2 separate regions of the Homo sapiens genome follow, and region 1 is linked to region 2. Evidence: read pairs that join two places in POLR2A ChIA-PET (ENCODE). Cell type or tissue: HepG2. All regions are shown on one strand. Links, peaks and the distances in the headings refer to the core of each region. The heading gives the core; the rest is flanking DNA. Region 1 overlaps MSI2 (musashi RNA binding protein 2). Region 2 overlaps MSI2 (musashi RNA binding protein 2).

Region 1 (10,215 bases), core at 989-8,988, 60 kb after region 2:
AGAGGTTTAATCAGCAAAGCTATTTAGGTCCCAGTGAGTCTAACTGTGAGAATTATTTTGAGCTTCACCCTGTTCCAGAAATTTTGGGTTCGCTAAGCAAGATGGTATTTGGCAGCAGCAACCTGGAAAAGAGTGAGGACTTGCCATAGAAGCCTCTGGGATTAGAGGAATTTGCAGAGCCTCAGAGCCCAAGGCTGGCGCCCAGTAATTTTTGTGGGACATGGTCTCAGAACTCTAGCTTCTGACGATTTGCTTTTAAAAGTCCAATCTGTCTGCCTTTCTCCTTAAGGCAATCTGTCCTGAATTCAAGATATTCTGTGTCTGCTTGTCTTTGTCCATTTTGTCACCTTGAGACATGGCTGCAGCCTCAGGTACCTCCTGGCACATAAGCAGGTGCTAAACCAATATTGATTGAATCGAAGGAGGCTAGCACGTTGGAGGGAATGTGTTGCCTTCTGTGTAAAGAGCCCTCCTTTCCCCAGAGCTGGCATCTCTGCTATGGAGGCTGCCACCCACCAGCTCAGGGCAGAGAGCTGAGCTCGGCCGACCTCCATTCGTCAGCACGGCGCCACATTTGGGTAGCACCTGCTTCCCCGCCGTCCTGATTTAGAGGAGCCTGGATTCAGGTTTCTGTTGTAAACTCTATTTTTAACTAAACCGAGTGGAGATCAGGCTGAGATGGCTGTAACTTATGGGCATGAGGTGACCAATGCAAAGGTAACAGGATGCATTCTCACTGGAACTGCTGTGCAAGTGTGGACGTGCCCGACAACTCCGTCTGAGGATCCCACATGGGCACAGTGACCTGGGATGGAGCAGGAGTGCCCCCTCGTAGAGTCCAGATGCACATGTCCAATGGGAAGGCGAGGGCAGTCTCCTAGAATGCCTCTGTGGTGGGCGGTACGGTGTTCATGGGGACCACTTGTCAGTGTCTGCCCTTATTTGTCAGCATTGGTTACTAGTTATTGTAAAGATATTGCCTTACATTTATATTTCCCAAATGCATTGATCCCTATAATGACCTTGAAAAGCAATAATAGCGTTATAATAATATGTAATAATAGTATTAATGACCAGCAACTTCTGCTTATTGATCCCTTAGGATGTGTCGTGCTCTGTGCCAAGTGCCCTCCTACATTATCACTCATTAATAAACCAGGTGGGGAGGCTGTTACTGGGATTTCCATTTTTCAGATTCATTCATTCATTTGACAAATTTTTATTGAGAATAAGTTCTAGGCACAGGGAATTCAGCAGTGAACCACCCAGGCTGAAATCTCTGCCCTCAATGAGGAAGCTGAGCCTGTTGAGGTCACCTGAGTTGCTCAGGGTGATAGAGCCCATAGAGTGAGGCTGGGGATCAACCCCCATCACTCCAGACCTGCTGAGTTCCTGGGCCACCACATTTATCAGCAAGGATAACCGACCAGCCATTGGCCTCTATTATATGGCAGCTTATCCAGGGCTGTGTTAACACTAAGCCTTCCATTTATTTTGGTTGATCTTCCAGGGGCTGATGGAGGAGTGACAGGCTTTAGGGACAGACAGACCTGGGCTTACATCCCAGCTCAGCGACTCCCTGATGGAAGGAGGGCATGGACAGTGACTTGACTTTGCTGAGCATCTGATTCCTCATTTGTCTAACTGGGATAACATTACTTGCCTTGAGGGCGAGGGCAGGCTAGAAGGATTAGATATCATCATATGAAGGGGTTGAGTAGGACTTATAAGCCAAGTACGTGGTGGTGGTTGTGACGATAATGATGACAACCTAATAAGAAGGAAAAGCCAGGCGGGGAAAGGAATATGGCTCATCCTAGAGGAGAACAAGTCAGGAGGTAGCTCTACCCCTCCCTCCCTGGGCTAGGATTTGTCAGTCCCAGGTTGGGAAAGGAACTCCAGCCCCTGCACATCTGTGTCTCCCCAGCCCCACCCCTCATATCCTCCATCCTAGCCCCAGCAATGCCGCTGCTCCTCTGGGGAAAGCTAATGGCCAAGGCATTACTTAACTCCTGGCTTTTCTCCAGCCTTTGCTGAGGCCTCCACCACTGCCAGCTTCTCTCTCGTCACTATTTGGTTATGTTCCTTTACAAGCCAATGAAATAAAATAAGAAAGTCCATTATACCTCTGGTTGGCAGAAAACCAGGAGCTAAGAACCAGAGTGCAAAGGCCCTCATGAGTCTGTAGCACAGGCCATTGGATGGGGATGTCTTCCTTCAGAAGGATGGTGCATGGGCGGGGCAGGGCGGAGAAGCCAGCCCATGGGCCAGTCCACAGAGCCCAGGTCAAGGATGCAATTCTGGGTCCTGTGTCCCCATGGTTGAGCCTCTGGTGGCCACCCCCAGTCTCTCCTAGAAGGTTTCCAGCCTGGATGTGTCAGGCTGGCATGTGTGCCAGGCTGGATGTGTCATATGGGGCACAGCCTTTAGGCGCAGCAGTAGGTGACCCTTTGTAGGGCAAGGGTCTCTCTCTGAGTGTGGGTTCTGTCCTAGCTTTTGCCATCTATCTTCTACCAACTACTGTGGAGCTTCGGTTTCATCAGTCTTAAGAGATGAGCAGGACAGATGGCTCTGCCAGCCTTCAAAGACACAAATTCTGCATTCTCTCTCTCTCTTTTTTTTTTTTTTTTTTTTGAGACGGAGTCTCGCTCTGTCGCCCAGGCTGGAGTGCAGTGGCACGATCTCAGCTCACTGCAAGCTCCGCCTCCCGGGTTCACGCCATTCTGCTGCCTCAGCCTCCCAAGCAGCTGGGACTGCAGGTGCCCACCACCACGCCCGGCTAATTTTTTGTGTTTTTAGTAGAGATGGGGTTTCACTGTGTTAGCCAGGATGGTCTCAATCTCCTGACCTCGTGATCCGCCCACCTTGGCCTCCCAAAGTGCTGGAATTACAGGCGTGAGCCACTGTGCCCGGCCGCATTCTCTTTTTTAACTCCCTCCCCCCGCCACCCCCCGGCTGGAGCAGATCCCTGTTCTGGCTGGTCCCATCCCCTCCACAAGCAGCCCATGGACACTGAAGCTTATTCCTGGAGAGAAAGTGATTGGGAGATCCAGGGTTTTGCCTGGCTTATAGTTTCTGTGGCATCATTTGCCCTAGATGCTCAAACGTCCTATCTTGTCGGTGGAAGTGGCAAAACCACATTTGACACCGCTCTAGGTGGCGGCTCAATGGGAGTGGAGTGCTGCGCATCTCCTGTTTGACCTTTCAGTCGCTGCATGGCTCTTCCAAGCTGCCGCAGCCTGGAGAAATGTGAACTTTCACCAAAGCCTTTGCAAATGAGCTTTTCCAGACAAGGCAGATGGCTTTGTTTGGCCAGGCCTGAGGACCCCGGGATTGACTTCCTTTCTGCTCTTTCTTCTCACTGTCCTCTTACTCCCCTGCACCTCAGACCTTCAGCTAAGCAGATTCCACTCCCCCTGGCCCAGGCTCTGGGTAGAAATTGGAAAAGGAGCCGGGCGCGGTGGCTCAGGCCTGTAATCCCAGCACTTTGGGAGGCTGAGGCGGGTGGATCACGAGGTCAGGAGATCGAGACCATCCTGGCTAACACGGTGAAACCCCGCCTCTATTAAAAATACAAAAAATTAGCCGGGCCTGGTGGCAGGCGCCTGTAGTCCCAGCTACTCGGGAGGCTGAGGCAGGAGAATGGCGTGAATCCAGGAGGCGGAGCTTGCAGTGAGCCAAGATTGTGCCACTGCACTCCAGCCTGGGCGACAGAGCGAGACTCCGTCTCAAAAAAAAAAAAAAAAAAAAAAAAAAATTGGAAAAGGAGGCTCTGGTGGATTGAAGAAGCAGCCCTGGCGTATTTTTCTTACTTAAAACTTGGTCTGGGACTAACTGCCTCTGGTCAGAACTGATTTAGTTTTTAGGAATCATTTGTAAGACAGACACTGTGGGAAGGCCATCCTTTAAAGCCATTGATTCCTGTAATAATTATTTGCTGAACACTGGCTCTGTGCTGGGCACTTATCAGGGGCTGAGGATATGGTGGTGAACAAAACCAACAGCAGTCCTGGAGCTCAGGCTCAACAACTCTATTCCTTGCACACATTCTAGCCGTGGAGAATGTGGGTTGTGTGCTTCTCACAGCCTTGAAGGCAAGGGCTGGATCCTACTCTCCATTGTATCCTAAAGGCCCAGCTGAGATTCTTTCATATAGAAGGTATCCAATGAATGTTTGTTGTAGGAATAGATGTTTTCTGTATTTCCTAAGACTCTAAAATGAATGTTACTTTTATAATCAGAAGACCATAATCCATGTTGGCTGGGTGCAGTGGCCCACACTTGTAATCCCAGCACTTTGGGAGGCCGAGGCAGGTGGATCACCTGAGGTCAGGCGTTTGAGACCACCCTGGCCAATATGGTAAAACCCTGTCTCTACTAAAAATACAAACATTAGTGGCACGGTGGTGCATGCCTGTAATCCCAGCTACTTGGGAGTCTGAGGCACAAGAATCGCTTGAAACTTGGAGGTGGAGGTTACAGTGAGCTGAGATGCGCCACTGCCCTCCAGCCTGGGTGACAGAGCGAGAATCTGTCTTTAAAAAAAAAAAAAAAAAAATGACTATAATCGATGTCTAATTTTAAAGAAAAAAAAAAAGGAAGGTTGGGCAGGGCGAGATTTTGACATGGTTTATAGGAAGCCTGGGGTTTTTTTAGTTGACTGTTAAGTTTTCTTTGAGGCAACAGGTGATGGAGCTGCTAAGGACGCCACCACAAAGGGAAGTCCAGTCCGGTATTTGGTTGCACTGCTCAGACCCCATGTGGAATATTCCATTCCAGGCATTTATTTTAAGAGGGGCATTGACAAGATAGACCACATCAGAGGAGGTCGTCTGATGGGGACCAGGACAGTATTACGGGAAAAATTCCAGAGGAACCAAGGAGACTCGAATAAGGAGAAATGAGGTGGCTACGTTAGATCTTGAAGGACTACCCCTGGGAGGGGGGCCAGGCTGCTTCCCCAACCATGAGTGGCCGTTTGTGAAGTTACCAAGAGAAAGGCTGATCCTTGGGCTGAAGAATTTAGCAACACCTCAAGATGCCCAACTCAAACAAGCTGTGTTTATGAAGTACCGAGGGGTGATGCCCCTTTCCCCAGAAATATTCAGAGACTAGAATTGATGAGGCAGCAAGATGGGGCCAGGGACCACTTTGCAAACCACTGGTGGGTCCTGCATTATGAAAGTCCAGCCTGGTCCAAACCGTCCCATTTCCAGACCCATAGAGCCCAACTGGTAATATTTCAGGAGGATTCTGTATAAAATTATATCTTTAAGCCCTGGTCTCCAGTAGATATTGGTTTAATTACCAGTTATTTACTGCCATGCTCAGTAGATGATAGACAAGCAAGAGAAAAGGATAAAATGAAAAAAATTAAAAAGAAAATTCCAAACCCTTTGAGGTAGTAGGAAGAGCCCCCTACTTGCTGAAGATGATTAAGAAATAAAGAGAAAGCTTTTCTTGGAGTCATGATGTAAGCCCAAAGGGAAAGTAGGTTCTTATTTATGAAAAAAGGTTATAACTTAAGCTGTTCAGAAGCACAGCAATTACTTGGAGTAAGATGCCTCTTAATTCATTTGGCCTCCTTTGTAGGTGGCTGAGTAAGTGTTTCTGCGTCCTCGGACTCCAGCCCTTCTTTGGTCGCCACTTGCTTTTGTTCACGGCAGGTCACTGGGTACTCCAGAGGCATTGTTGATAATAACATCTCTTTCCTCCCCCACACCACCCGCAAGCAAAGCTTTGGAAAAACAGCCAAGTGTTCAGCAAAGTGAAGGCTTCGCTTTTCTTCCTCCCCGCTCCTCCCCTTGTTGAGAAATCCCATTATCCGGGAGAATGATTGTGAAACTCCAATCTGTCTGCCGCTGAGCTGTGGGCCGTTCTTCTTGCCTCCTCCGCCCCTGCCCTGGTCCCCTTGTCTATCTGCAGGGGGAAGACAAATATCTATATATTAAAGCTTTAAGAATCTATAAATCTGAGTTGATTCTCTGCTGGTGACAGCCCAAGCTCTTTCCCACCACGTTTGACATGATCTAATGGGTTTACAGTTGTTTGAGTGCTTCTCTGAAGCAAATGAAAGTGCTTAGTTAGGGGACGTATGAAATGGCATTGTTTGTTCTGGGCACTACAGCAAAGCTAGGGGATCATCTTTAAATTATCCACCCTTTCTCTTCAGCCACCCCGCAGAACAAGGGGCTCTGCCGCTGAAGGAGCTGCAAAGACAGTTCCTACTGGCCTTGCCTTTCTGCTTGAGAGGTGCCAGGACTGGGGGGGTAGGATGCATCCCCAGCTGTATTCATTTCGCCAGGAAGCTTGGGGCTAATTGGGAACAGAAGAATGCCCAGGGGATGAGGGGAAGGGGACGGGAGAAGGATGGTCTCACCAAGGTAGAGGAGTGACAAATACTTGCTTCTAGCAAAACAGGAGTAAAAACAAGAGAGACTCCTAATGAGAGCTTTGGGGCAGTTTGTGCTTTCCATTCTCAGGGGCCAGCAGTGTGGGTTGGTGTGATTAGTTGCCTTGCTACTTGGCGCAAAACCAATTCCTCTTTTCAATATCAAGTTTCATAAGCGTGGAACAGTAACAAATCATTATAAACCCTCTGGGACTGGTGGGTGTGTGATGATGCGGGGTTGTTTTTCTTTTTCCCCCTCCTCTTTGATAAGCCCATCTTTTCAGCCCAGGTACATTTTTCCCATTGTAAACAGAAAATGGCATGGGAGGGAGTGTGTCTCGGAAACTTGCTGTATTGTTAATCTGTTATTAGGCAAAAGTCTTAACACCAGGCTGGGTGCTCAGATGCCTCATTGTGAGCTGGGGATGGAATTATGCATCATGAATAAAAACCGCTGTCAACATGCATTGGTTTCAAAACATTAGAGCATATGGTATGTGATTATCTGTATTGTCAAGTGCAATAAAGTGAATTTGGATATAATAAAGGATGTAATATTTTAGAAATTTGGTAATAAACTAAGGAAAGGATGACAGCTGAGGTTCCTTAAGGCCCCAGACACAAATAAATTGAAGTTACTGGTCTCTGTGGCCAAGTGGCAGAATGGCCGTAACATGGCTATCTGTGCTCGGTGATTTTCAAGTTGGGGAAAGCTCTGCTGTCGCTCGGTTGCCTTCTCTGGAGGACGCAGGGATGATCTGGCCCCCATGCTGGGTGGTGGGAGAGGCGGTGGCTCCCGTTGGAGACCCAGGTCTTGCCTCCTTGCCTGGCCTCAAGGTGTGCCCTGTGGCCTGCTCTGAGTGGCAGACGCATCTGCCTCCAGTCAAGGGCCGCCTTGTGCCAGCCATCAGGACATCTGAGGACCCCTCTCCCCTAGACAGTCACCTCTCAGTTAATCTCCAGCCCTCTTTGTCCCCATTTGGTCAATGGGAAGATGTTGCTGTAAACGCAAGGACCCTGAGCAGCCGCCCCTTGGAGGCAGCCGTCTTCTGGAACCCACATCCTACAGGGCCAAATTATTAAGTCATGACAGCAAGTCAATATAAGTAATGAGAATGGTCCTCTAGAGAGGCGTGAGTGCTTCAGCATCTGATGGGGGCTAGGAACTGTGCCAGGCTTCGGTGTACTCTCTCCTTAAATCCTCTATAACCCTATAATGCTGCTGTCCCTATTTGAAGGATGAGAAAGCTGAGACACAGCCAATCAGTTGTGGAACAGAGATTACAACCCATGTCTGAACCCAAAGCCCAGGCTCCTTCCACTTACAACCTTTTCTACAAATCCAGAGGCTCTTTCCATTCATAGTCCACAAATAATAACCCACATGTTCAGAAGGCCTCACCACAGGAAACTGGAAACCTTTACATTACTGGGTACCTAGGGCCTTGAAAGAATGTTCCAGAAAAAAAAAAAAAATAGAACCAGGTGACCAGCTGTCTCCTCTCTGTTCCCACTTGGGCCTAGCAGGGGCTGATCTGCCTTCATTATTCCTGGGGTTTTCCCTTAGCACTGATTTTTCTGTCCAGCTCTAGCAGGGTGAACCCATTTATCATCATATCCTAACAGTTTGCCTTGGTTCAGAACTCATCTTCCTCCTCTGGGAAGGGCTCCTGCCCCCACCAAACCAAAGTTTATCGATGAAGGCTGAGGCAGCATCTGTTTGCATCTCCTGACTGACTGCTTTTGTGTTTCTGACCCTGGCTTTACCTTGACCCCTGGCATTTGACTTCAGGGCTTGCCTTGGCCCCCAGCCTACAGGAAACCCCGGGTGAGGCCTGCCCCCCACACCCTCCACTTAGGCCTGGCCCCTTCCTTCCACCCCGGCATTCTGTGGCTCTTCCAGTCCTGGCTTCCAGTGCTGGTCTTGCTAGCTGCCCTGCCAGGTGGACGGCTTCATTAGTAAGCGTGAAAAATTGGGAGTGCCACCATCAGGCCAGGCTAAAGCAATTTGGATGGCTGGGAAAAGAGAAGACATTTAGTCCATTTCATGCCTGGATACCCCTGTAATTCCTGGGACAGGCTGGGAAGAGGCTTCAATAAACCCCTCTGGCCTAGGAATCTTGTGACCAGTTTGCACTGGAGACGACAACTAGGTGAGTTCAAATACACTTCCAAATCGCTCAGCTTTGGTACCTCAGAGGTGGCTCTGCTAAAGCTCTTATCACCGCAGTCAACATTTATTGATAGCTAAAGTATTTTCAAGTCTCAGCTGGTAGCCCACTCATTCCAAGCAATATTGGGTATAAAATCTTTATATAAAAACAACAGACTTGTGCAGGCATAACCAGAACTAGCATTATCTCATTTAATCCCCATGCCAGCCCCATGAGGTCAGCATCTTTTTTTTTTTTTTTTTTTTTTTTTTGAGACACAGTCTCGCTTTGTCACCCAGGCTGGAGTGCAGTGGCACGATCTCTGCTCACTGCAACCTCCACCTCCCAGGTTCAAGCGATTCTCCTGCCTCAGCCTCCCAAGTAGCTGGAACTACAGGCGTGTGCCACCACGCCTGGCTAATTTTTGTATTTTTAGTAGAGATGGGGTTTCACCATGTTGGCCAGGCTGGTCTTGAACTCCTGGCCTCAGGTGATTCCCCAGCCTCCACTTCCCAAAGTTCTGGGATTACAGGTGTGAGCCACTGCACCCAGCTGAAGTCAGCATCTTTATTCCTACTTTATAGGTGGGGACATAGGATCAGGGAGGTTGATGGCTTGCCCCACATCACACAGCTAGTAAACAACCAGGATTTCTACGATGTCCTCGGATCCAAGATTCAAATCCTCCCAGTCCATGGAATTTCACTCATCTGTCTTAAAAGAGTGTGTTGCTTTCTCCTCCTCCCCACCCAAACCCTTCCATGTAGGTTCTTTTGAGTAGGCTACACTGAGTGACATCTGAGAACAATTTTCTTTAGGAAAAAGAGACCTTGAGTCGCTGTCTCGTGAGTTTCTCCCAGACACAGTCTTAGAACATGTAGAGGGGCTGAGGGTGAACCCCGAAGAACACTTGTGTTCTTGCTCCAGATCCCCAGGGCTGCCCACTGACAACTGTCCCCACCCTGCTGAAGAGCTGGTGAAATTGAACCAAATGCTCCTAATGATCTGTGAATGTATTAATCCTACTTTCTGTTAATTAACAATATGATAAAACCAGCATTTCGTAAGTCGTCGCTTAACACATGTTTTAGCAATTATATACTTAGTGGTTTGTATTCAGAATGCTAATAGAATAAAATTTTAATGAAGATACGATGCTATGAAAAATTTATTGAGACGAGTTCAGGTATGGCTGCCGTTAACATGCAGGAGACAAGCATCTCAGTTTGAAGAGTGAACCTCCCCAATGCCTCTCAGCACTGTGTGCTGCTCAGTCAGGAGGACCCAGGAGATCCTGAAATTGGCTGATTCTTGACTCCCGTGAATTTCTCATGCAAAGATCCCTTCTTGGTGTGGGGAGGGGTCCACACCCGCTGGCAGTCACTGAAGGTCCCTGTTCCCACCCTACCTCCAGACTTCTAGCAATCTCTGTGAATAAGAGGCAACTTCAGAACCAGAGTCCATGATGTACCATCTCACCTTCTCCTAGAGAGTCTCCAAAATTTTTTAATTGTGCAGAAAAAAAAATTAGCATGCCGCCCCCCAATATATCTTACCTGATTTTTAATTTATATGCATGTACCGCTATGTTAATATTCATGTATATTATAAAACCTATACAAATAGGACTATAATAGGATACATTAAGAATTTTATTTATTAATAATTAAA
Region 2 (10,215 bases), core at 1,370-9,369:
GCACAGCCTAGAGCACTTATCACGTATCCTGCACTGATGGCGCCTCTGTCCCCATGAACTCAAGGACAGGAATCAAGTCTTCCTCATTTAAAAAGTCTTTGGGCCTAATATGGTAAATATGAGTTGATTAATTTTTTTTTTCAAATGAATGAATGGATTCTAAAGGTAGCACCACTGCCTCTGACAAACTTCTTTTTAAGTTAAGGGCTGCCCATTTGCTGAACAGAAGGAGCTCATTCAGCCCAGTTGTTAGGGCATTAAGTGGGCTTAGGGTAATAGCTCTGAAGCTGCTGTCACCTGTTGCCATCTGGCCAGAGTAGCCTCCTCAGGTAAGGGCTGAATCTCTTTGCTATGCAGGATGACACAGGGGGTCCTCACTGGAATAGAGGTTGGCCTCAGTGAGTTAATTTCCTCGTTGAACAGAACTCAGAGGCCGCAGAGTCTTAGTTAAGACTTGGCTGTAAATCACAGAAACCATCTCATGTCGGCACAAGCCTGTCTGTCCCTCTCTGTTGCCTGGTTTTCCATGCTTCTGCAGCCTTGTGGCAGGACACGGCTGCCTCCCATGTGGGCAGCATGGGCTGGACAGATAGATGTTAGAGAAAGTGGCCATTGTGTCTCATCCTGGGTACTCCTTGCTCAGGTGAAGCCAGCCTTGCCACTAATTTTAACTTCACTTAGCATCAACATCCTAACTGTAGAAAGAGGGAGGTCCTCAGACATGAACAATACTAGATCTTCTGACCAGCTCGCTGAGGATGTAATAATAATGGATGGCAGCTGTTTAGTTCTTCTTATGTGCCAGAATATTGCACATGAATTAGCTTCTTCCTTTTTTTTTTTTTTTTTCCTTCTGAGACAGAGTCTCACTCTGTCTCCCAGGCTGGAGTGAAGTGGCATGATCTTGGCTTACTGCAACCTCCACCTCCCGGGTTCAAGCGATTCTCCTACCTAAGCCTCCTGAGTAGCCGGAATTACAGGTGCCCGCCACCACTGCTGGCTAATTTTTGTATTTTTAGTAGAGATGGGGTTTCACCGTGTTGGTTAGGCTGGTCTCAAACTCCTGACCTCTGGTGATCCACCCACCTCAGCCTCCCAAAGTGCTGGGATTACAGGCATGAGCCACCACGCTCGGCTGAATTAGCATCTCTTAATGCTCATAACAGCACTATGAGATAGGTACCAACTTGAAGTGAAGTAACAGAGGCACAGAAAGGTTGAGTAATCTGCCCAATGTCACACAGCTAATAAATACTAGAGCCAGCATCCAAGCCCAGGGAGTCTAGCTCTAGAGTTTCTGGCCTCTCCCATTAGTCTGTACTGGTGAGCTGGGACCTGGGTCTAGGTGCCCTAGCAGGCACTGTTTGTGGACACATGGGTCATTGGCAGAAGAACTGCAATGCCTTTTATAAATCTAGAATTCGACAGTGTCACCAAGCAGATGGGATTCTGCAAAAGACAGGACTATATGCCCATGACCACATTTGCCATCATTTGATTTTAAATTGACAGCAGTTAGGGCGGAGGGGCTCCTTCACTGCAGTCCCTCAGGGAGCCTCACCCCCCTCCCGGGCTCTCAAACCCTCTGGCCAGCTCCTTGTGCTTCTCCTGTGGTGATGAAGGGCAGTTTCTTGAGTGCCACATAGTTCCTGAGATCTACAGAGACATCTTGACCTTGGAAATTCCTATCGTTCTTAGAAAATCCCTAGTTCTGGAGCTAAAGTAGGAAAAATTATAGAGCTGAGTAGTTGAGGAGCAGTTTAATTAAAAACGACAAAAAAAGAAATGTAAATGAATTAGGCAAAAATCTTCATGGGGCATCATTATTGGTAGAGGAGGACCCTGAGAGGAGATTAAGATTTCCTTTTATTTATTTTTAAGTTCCATTGTAATTGAACCCTTAGGCTTGAGAGGGTAAGGATTCCTCACACAGTCTGATTTCAACAAGAATTTGTCTTTGTTAATTTATATAGGGAAGTGTAGTAAATCTACCAGGAACAGGACGTTGGCCCCTGTACTATTTCAAGGGGGTCTTGAGAGTAATAGCGCCTGACAGTTTTCCAGCAGCTAAGGGATTTTTTTTTCTGCTTCAGAAAGCAAAATGTTGTATGAGTTGTGCAAAATGTAGAAATGATTTGAAGAATTAGGGTGCAGCAAATAGTACAGTTTTCAGCAAAGCACTGAAGACTTCATCAAGTTATAAAGTTAGCAAGTGGAGGGAAGACAGGGGTGGACCAGTGGGGTACAGCACAGGTGTGCTGTGGGCCTGTCATTCTTGTTTAATTTCCTTTTTCCCTGGTCCCAATTTGAATTGCCAAAATATGTTAGATTGCAGTGCATTATTTCATTTGCCTGCTTTGTAATTCCTCTTTACCTCAAACAGATGAAAACATGGCACTAAAGCAAATTGACAGCTCTTGAAATGAGAAAGATCTTTATCCTTCAGAGTGTTGATGTAGAAATAAATGAAAGAAAAACATACTTGTTGGGTCTTGAAGCAGCTTGAATTGATACTTTTTTTTTTTTTTTTTTTTTTAAGGGAAGATATGGGTTTTTCCCTCTCCGTTCTTTTTTCCCCCTTAGGGTGTTGTGTGGCTCAGGGATTAAGTAGGAGGGTTGGTTATTCTGTCAATACTCATTTACAAAGATCTGAGTCATGATTTGGGTGTAAGGAGTAGACCAAAAATTTCCAACCTCTCAGGGTCAACAGAAGGAATGCCGAGTCCTCAAGTTGACTTCCTTACCTCAAAAAATCTATCAGGCACCATGGGTACCCCACCCCAAACCACATATGGGCCAACTGAAATGTCAGGCCTGCTTGCCTTACACAGAGCACCCCGACACACCCCATCCCAGCCACTTCACGCTGCCAAAAAGCTCCAGTGATGATCAGGATGAATATTGATAAATGATTTTCCATACTTCAAAAGTAAGTAGTTTGGTGTATGAAAGATCTCAAAACATTTAAGGTCTGTGTTTCAAAAATTAAATGAAAGACAGGCCTAATGGCTCAAAATAGAAAGATTGGAAACCACTGGGTTTGATGCTCTTTTTTATCTGAGTCTATTTTGTTTTGTTTTGTTTTGAGACGGAGTCTCGCTCTGTTGCCCAGACTGGAGTGCAATGGCATGATCTCGGCTCGCCGCAACCTCCGCCTCCCGGGTTTAAGCAATTCTCCTGCCTCAACATCCCGAGTAGCTGGGATTACAGGCGCCTGTCACCATGCTGGGCTAATTTTTGTATTTTTTAGTGGAGATGGAGTTTTGCCATGTTGGCCAGGCTGGTCGTGAACTCCTGACCTCAGGTGATCCATTTGCCTCGGCCTCCCAAAGTGCTGGGATTACAGGTGTGAGCCACTGCACCTGGCCTTATCTGAATTCTTTTCTTTATCCTCCAAAATCTTCCTGAAACTCAACAGTACGCACTTATTGGACGCTTATTTTTGTATTAATCCCTCTAGTGGGCGCTAGGTAGGGAATGCAGAGCTGTATATGAAATTTCCTGAGGACTAGGGAGAGGAAGCGATGGGGGAGTGTGGACCACCAATTCATGTATTCATGTGACAGAATAAGATTTCAGAGTTGTGTATGCCAGCGCCAAATACAAGAAACAGATAAGGGATAGATATTTCTACTGTATGCCTACCTTATTTATGCCTACTTTATCCAAATCAACAGAAATGAGGGCATAGTTGTTTGTATTATAAACAGATCTGCCATGGGGTTTCTTGAAATCATGAGCCCCCTTGTGGTTTCTTTTTATTATTATTATACATTTTTATTTTAAAATAGTGTAGGACTCACAAGAAGTTGTAAAAATAGGACAAAGAGCTCTTGTGAACCCTTCATCCAGCTTCCCACAATGATAGTACTCCCATAACCACAGTACTTTGTTAAAGCCAGGAAACCAGTGTTGGTACCTTATCAGTTTTCATGTGTATTTGTGTGTAATTCTTTAAAATTGTACTACCTGGAGATTTGAGTAACTATCACTACAATCAGGATATATAATAGAACTGTTCCATCACCCCAACAAACTCCTTGTGTTTCTCCTTAATAGTTACACCCTGGCCCCACTCCTAACTCCTGGCAACCACTGATCTGTTCCTCATCACAATAATGTTGTCGTTTTGAGAATGTCACAGAAATGGAGTCATACAGTATGTAATACAGCCTTGATACTGACTTTTTCACTTGGTATGATCCCTCTGGTCAGTTGTGCACCAGTTGTGTACCAGCTGTATTCCATTGTAGGAATGGAATGGAATGGTTTGTTTGTCCATTCCCCCTGTGTTTCCAAAAGATGGTTTATTTGCATGCGACCCATTGCATCACAGTACATCAAGCCGGGTACACTTACAAAGTTAAACCTCACTCATCCGTACTGATTTCACAACTTTGTAGTTATCAATACAAAGTCTGTTATCCCATTATGCAGTCCTCATCCAACAGATATTTGTTGAGCATCTGTGCATGCCGGGGCTGGAATGCATTCTGGTAATAGCATAGGGTAGTCATTTGCCACAGGCCAAATGCTTTCCTGCGTGTTGTATCAATAGTTTCTACTTTTCAATGCTGGGGTGAAGGTTAACAGTGATCACGTGTTCCTTTTACACACAAGGAAGCTGAGCTGCTTTGGAAAGCCATGCCCAAGATCATGCGTAAGTGGAAATGGAGTGGGATTTGAACCCAGGATGTGTGATGGCATGCCAAGTTTCTTTTATTCTGTAACTGTGGCTTCAACTGTACCCGCTGAATTGCTTACAGCCAGTTTGCTCCTCTAGAAAATGAGTGGACTGGACTCATATCCTTTTTATCCTCTCTGCCTTGAAGAGTTTATGATCCTCCCTGAACAAGAAGTAACTTTGCCCAGTGACTGCATCTCTCAGCCTGTTGCTGCACTTGAAGTTTGTTCTCAGCAGCATTTTCTTAGCCATTATTTGAAGACAGTTTCGGAATTCAAAAGTAGCAAATTAGAATTCCTCTAAAAACAGTCGGTAGTTCAGACCTTCCCTCATTTTGCTAATTTTTGACAGGGTCTTTGGGTCAGGACCAGGACTGGGAAACCCATGGGACTCTAGGGATGACTTTAGGGATAAGGGGATTGGGGAGATTGGCTGCCAGGCAGCCCAAAGGGGAAGGAGCAGGAACTTCCTTGGATGTCATCAAAGCCCCATGAAGAAACTCTGGGGCTGAGTGGTGCTGAGTGCGCTGATTCGGGTGCCTGATGCTATACAGTTCGCAGAATTCTGCCTTGTGCCAGAATTGCTGGGGATCAGAGGAGGCTGCTATTTCAGGCATCTAAGTGCTACTGCTGCTGAATTCAGGCCTGAGCAGCTTGTCCGAGAGGGCGGGGCAGAGATGCTCCTCCAAGCTTTTGAAGCTCCACGAAGGGTTCAAAGGAGTCTTGGAGAAGGGATTCCTGTACTGGGCGGGAAGTGGAAAGGTGACCTTTGGGTCACTTCTAACTCCTGAGTCTGTGATTCTGAGGCAAATGGAACTTCCTCTCTCCCTCGGTTACCAACATGCACTCCAAGATCTGGCTGAGTTCATTGGAATCAAAGGCTGGTACCTTCAAAGGGCTGGTGGAGAGAAAAGGGCCTGGGGCTTGGGAAACCTGCAGCTACTCCGTGACCTCTGGCTTATCCCCTTGCCCCTCCTCTGTTGTGGCCAAGAAAAGTGGTGGGGCTCTGGGACCCAACAGACCAGAGTCCACCTCCCATCAGAGTGGCAGAAAGAGATGGTGGGGGATGGGGAGGCACCGTAGTACAGGGGTGTCAGAGAGCCCAAAGGTCATTCTAAACACACATTTTTTCATCTGTGCTCTGCAACCAACTCTGCGTGTTTGTCAGACAAAAGAGCTTTAATAAATATTAGTTTAATGAATAAATGTGTCACCTTGGCAGAGCTCTCCCTCTCCCTCAGTCTTCTTTTTTCATCAGCCAGTCTTAAAGAGAGCAGGGTGGAAGATGTCTGAAGCCCTGTCCTGAAAGCTGATGCCCTCAGAAGTTCCCTGCACTGGGGCCCCTGGCCTTTCTGAAATGTAGGCAAGCCCTTCATCCCATTATCAAGCCATGTTATTTACCCTCCCTGTTTTCCAGACAGAAAGAAGGTGCAGATGGCCCATGGGATTAAAATTGGGATTGGAACCAAGATTTTCCAAGCCTACAAAACTCCTTTCTCCTCTCCCCCTCCCCTCCCCAGGCGTATGGCTGCAGCTACGCTTGTCACCATCCGAGACTGCATTGGCCACAGGAGATGTGGATGATTTTTCCATTTGTCCTGATGTTTATTTCATGCCCATCAATATCAGCCCGTATTAGGACAGATGAGGTGGCTATTTACAGGCTGTGCATTTTCACACTTGGTAATTATAAACCCTTCCCTGGTTCGGTCAGAGTCGTGGAGATCCATTTTGGCAATTAGCAGTTTAGTATTTGTTTAATGGGAATGTGAGAGAGTGTTCCGGCACATCAGTGCTCCCCTAAATGATTTGCCTCTCTCCTCTGGAGCTGGCAGGCTTGGGCCTTTTTCATGGTAGGTGAGGCCTGATGGGGAGAGGCTGGAGAGGGGGAGAAGGGAGCATTCAGCAGTTCAGCAGCCTGCCTGCCACTCCCCTCCCCCAGCACATGCACGCACGCACTCACAATCAGTGCTGAACACGGGCCTGGATTTCCAGAGCACAGCAGCCGCCACTTGAAGGAGCCTCACACGAGAGGCCGTTAGGCCAGATGCCATTTCCATGTGACAGCTGTCAAGCCTGCCGGATCCAACTGCTGCTCCTCAAACAGCTCTCTCTCTCAGTGTCTCTCTCCCCTTCCCTCATCGCCTCCTCTCTACACCCCATCTCAGATATCCCCAGTGACAGCCTGCTGCCCCACTCTCCAGGGTGGTGCTTGGGCCCACGGCTTTGCAAGCTCAGCCAGAATGGAGCTCCCACCCAGTCCTACCTCTCACCGGGAGACTCTGCCTTCCCTGGCTTAGTCTTGAGATAGGGCCTCCTGGGACTGCTCCCCCAAGGGCACACTGGTTCTGTTAGTGGCCTTCCCTTGGCATAGTCCATTCACAATAAGAAAACCCACAGCATTGGGTGTGGCTCCCGGCTTAACTGCATGGACCATGTATGGGTGTGTGCATGCAGGCGAGGGGATTGCCAGGATGGGGCAGTGAATTGAGCCAGTGTCTGTTATGATGAGCATTTTCTGTGTGGTAGGCGCTCACTGGCTACCACATGAGCCTTCCTAACAACTCCAGGAAGCAAGACACACTGAGTATCCTTAGAGTCACTGCACGGGGCGGGGAGACTCGCATGGCTGAGCCTGGACTGCGTTCCAGAGCCCTCTGGCAGTTCCAGCTCTGCTAGAGGCTTGCTCCATGACTATGGAGGAGCCCGGTGATCTCGAGCTTTTGGAATTCACTTATCTAAAAGGAAGAGACCCAATATCCTCCTCTTTCCTTTACCTTTCCAATCATTCCTCCTCTCCCGAGCCTACCGGGGCAATATACCTCCATTTCCTTGAGGTTACCTAATCACCTCTATTCACTTTTTGGTAGAGTTTTAAAGCAGTGTTTGTTGGTTCATCCAGCAGACAGGGGCACTGCACAAAGCTCTTAGGGATTCAAAAAACAGAACACAAGTAAGGGAGAACAGAAGACTTAGGGACTCATCTGATTTTAACTACTGGCTCCACCATTTACTTACCTGTGTGATCCTAGGCAAGTCACTTACTGTCGGTGAACCACAATTTCCTCACCTGTAAAATGGGTGTATGATGCCACGTGTGTGGGCACGTGCCTGTAATCCCAAGCTACTCAGGAGGCTGAGTCGGGAGGATCGCTGGAGCCCAGGAGTTTGATACCAGCCTGGGCAGACAAATCGAGACCCCATCCCTACAAAAAATAAAAAATAAAAATTTTTAAATTTTAAAAAGAGAAAAAAAATGGGTGCCTGAAATGGGTATGATAGTATCTACCTCCAAGCTATTGCAGTAATTAAATGAGCTTTGCAAATTGCCTATTACGCTCCAGTAAATGGTAGTTATTATAACAATCATTATTTCAGGAGGATAGACATTTTATAACTTAGAGTCTGATACAGACTTGTGGAATCAGAATCTCTGAGCAGGAGGTTTTGCCTTAGGTAGATAAAATGTCTACGTCTCCAGGATTAAGTTGTCTGAAGACCCCACATCTTTCAGTTCCCATGGGCAGGTGTCCCTTTGTTGAATTCATAACTGCTATCTGATAAACATTGTGCGTTTTTTCTTGTAAGCTAAATGGGAAAATAGAATGATCCCACAAGAATAAAAGAAGTAAATGTAGGAAAAAATTAAGGGCTGTAAAGGTCTTGCTAATGGGGACAAAATACTCTGGCCATTGTAAGGTGTGGGAGCCTTCTGTGAAGAGTTCGAGAAATGTTCTTAATGCCACTGAACTGTAGACCCCAAAAATGGTTAAAATGATAAATTTTATTTTATATATTTTTTGCCACAATTAAGAACAATTTTTTTCATTTAGGAGATATTTTATTTTATTTTTGAGGCAGTCTTGCTCTGTCGCCCAGGCTGGAGTGCAGTACCATGATCTCAGCTCACTGCAGCCTCCGCCTCCTGGGTTCAAGCAATTCTCCTGCCTCAGCCTCCAGAGTAGCTGGGATTACAGTTGTGCACCACGACACCCAACTAAATTTTTTTTTTTTCTTGTATTTTTAGTAGAGATGGAGTTTCACCATGTTAGCCAGGCTGGTCTTGAACTCGGGACCTCAAGTGATCTGCCCACCTCGGCCTCCCAAAGTGCTGGAATTACAGACGTGAGCCACTGCCCCCAGCCCTAGTTGAGGAGAAATTATGTAGACTTTTTCTCTTGTTAGTCAGTAAAGGCCTGGGTTCAAATTAAAATAAACAGGCTTTCAGATGGATGCAAACTAGCATTTTTTGACATTTGGAATGAAGGAAAAACGTGCCTGGCAGCAGCAGCTGGGATAGAAACTCCAAGCGCACCTTCATCACTGCAGTCTTCCAGGGGTAAACACACAGGGACAGAAAGGCTGGCTGTAGCAGGAGGAGGCCAAGAACCTGAGATGGGCAGGAAGGCAGCGGCTGGCAGGCTGAGGCTTGGACTCAAAAGCCCAGCATCTGAACCCCAGGCCCAGCCCCTGCCGGCTCTAGGACAAACCAGTAGGAAAACTGAGTCTCAGAGAATTTGTAATACTCCCTTTCTCGTGGGGTTATTGTGACCACGAAAGTAGTAATAATACCTGTGAAAATATTGGTGGTGATGGGAAAAAAAACAATGGTTTTGTTAGGTTTTCTTAAAGCCCTCTGTTCATTTTTGGCTCTTCCGAGCTGCTTCTCATATAGAACTTTGGCTTTCTTGTACTAAGACTGAGTTAAGCTTAAGGAGAGCCCTAAGAAAGTAGGATGAGGCAAGGAGTGCCTGCTCCTGACTTCTGGCAGGGAATGAACTTCTAATCTTTAGGCAGCAGAAGGCCCATTAATACTCATTTACTTAGGGCCTGTCTACACACACATATGCTGTGTTACGGCTCAACTCAGCTCTATTTAGCCATTTAGAACGGTGGGTCTCGGCCTTGGCTGTACCCTGGATCACTGGGGAGCTTTAAAAAATCCTCTTTCGGGCTGCCCACTCCAGAGTACTGATTTAATAGGTTGGGGTGTGGCCTTGGTGAGCAGTCACGGCTGAAAAATCACTGATGTAGATTTCAGAATGAACCAATGGGATTTTCCAGTCTGCTCCTTCTTCTCCGTCCTTCCTCTTTGGAGAATGGTTAAAGACAGACCAACCCCACCCTTTTCAAGGCCAGAGCACACGGAAAAGTCTTATTTCAATAAACTACACATTATTCCTGAGCTTTACGGAAGGAACCGATTTGGGTTTTGCCTAAGCTGGCAGGGAGAGAGGTGGAGACAGTGCCTTCCCATGTTCTGCGTAATCCTGGACCCAGGCAGCGGCTGTCTCCACCACAGGCCCCAGGCACCTGTGGCCTGGGCAGTCCTGCCACCTCAGCCGAGTCTCACTCTTGTGGCCTTAGCTCCTTGAGTTTACAGAGCATAATGCCTGTTAAGCCTGACACACTATAGTATCATGGTATTGCATTTGAGGGTGTTTATTTATACTAACACTTGGAGCGTTTGAGTGGGAGCAGGAAGAGAAATTCAAGGGCATTTGTTCTGGGGGAGTTTGGAGAGCTGGGTTT

Evidence for each region. ChIA-PET counts read pairs that join two places held together with the same protein. Peaks named below come from ENCODE experiments on the same cell type or tissue, not always from the same donor. Only the 100,000 strongest peaks of a DNase experiment are listed, where the experiment ranks them.
Region 1: POLR2A ChIA-PET joins it to region 2 with 41 read pairs; 7 of 35 experiments call an interaction of 5 or more read pairs at or near these places.

Annotation. Positions count from the first base shown.
Region 1 is chr17:57,572,215-57,582,429 of GRCh38, forward strand. The region is part of intron 7 of MSI2 (musashi RNA binding protein 2); the gene reads left to right. It overlaps LOC107984993 (a long non-coding RNA gene), which reads left to right. Exons shown (of 2, transcript XR_001752947.3): 2 at 1-2,614. Among named protein-coding and RNA genes, the nearest start is that of MSI2-AS1, 31 kb to the right of the region's middle. RefSeq lists enhancers at 6,741-7,241, 7,242-7,742. In HepG2, for the core only: no CTCF peak of the experiment used is centred there; DNase peaks (open chromatin) are centred at 5,727 and 8,187; H3K4me3 peaks cover 1,146 bases.
Region 2 is chr17:57,512,137-57,522,351 of GRCh38, forward strand. All of the region lies in intron 6 of MSI2 (musashi RNA binding protein 2), which reads left to right. It overlaps LOC101927557 (a long non-coding RNA gene), which reads right to left. Exons shown (of 3, transcript NR_110808.1): 3 at 10,112-10,215. Among named protein-coding and RNA genes, the nearest start is that of MSI2-AS1, 91 kb to the right of the region's middle. RefSeq lists an enhancer at 1-72. In HepG2, for the core only: no CTCF peak of the experiment used is centred there; DNase peaks (open chromatin) are centred at 4,425, 5,355 and 5,765.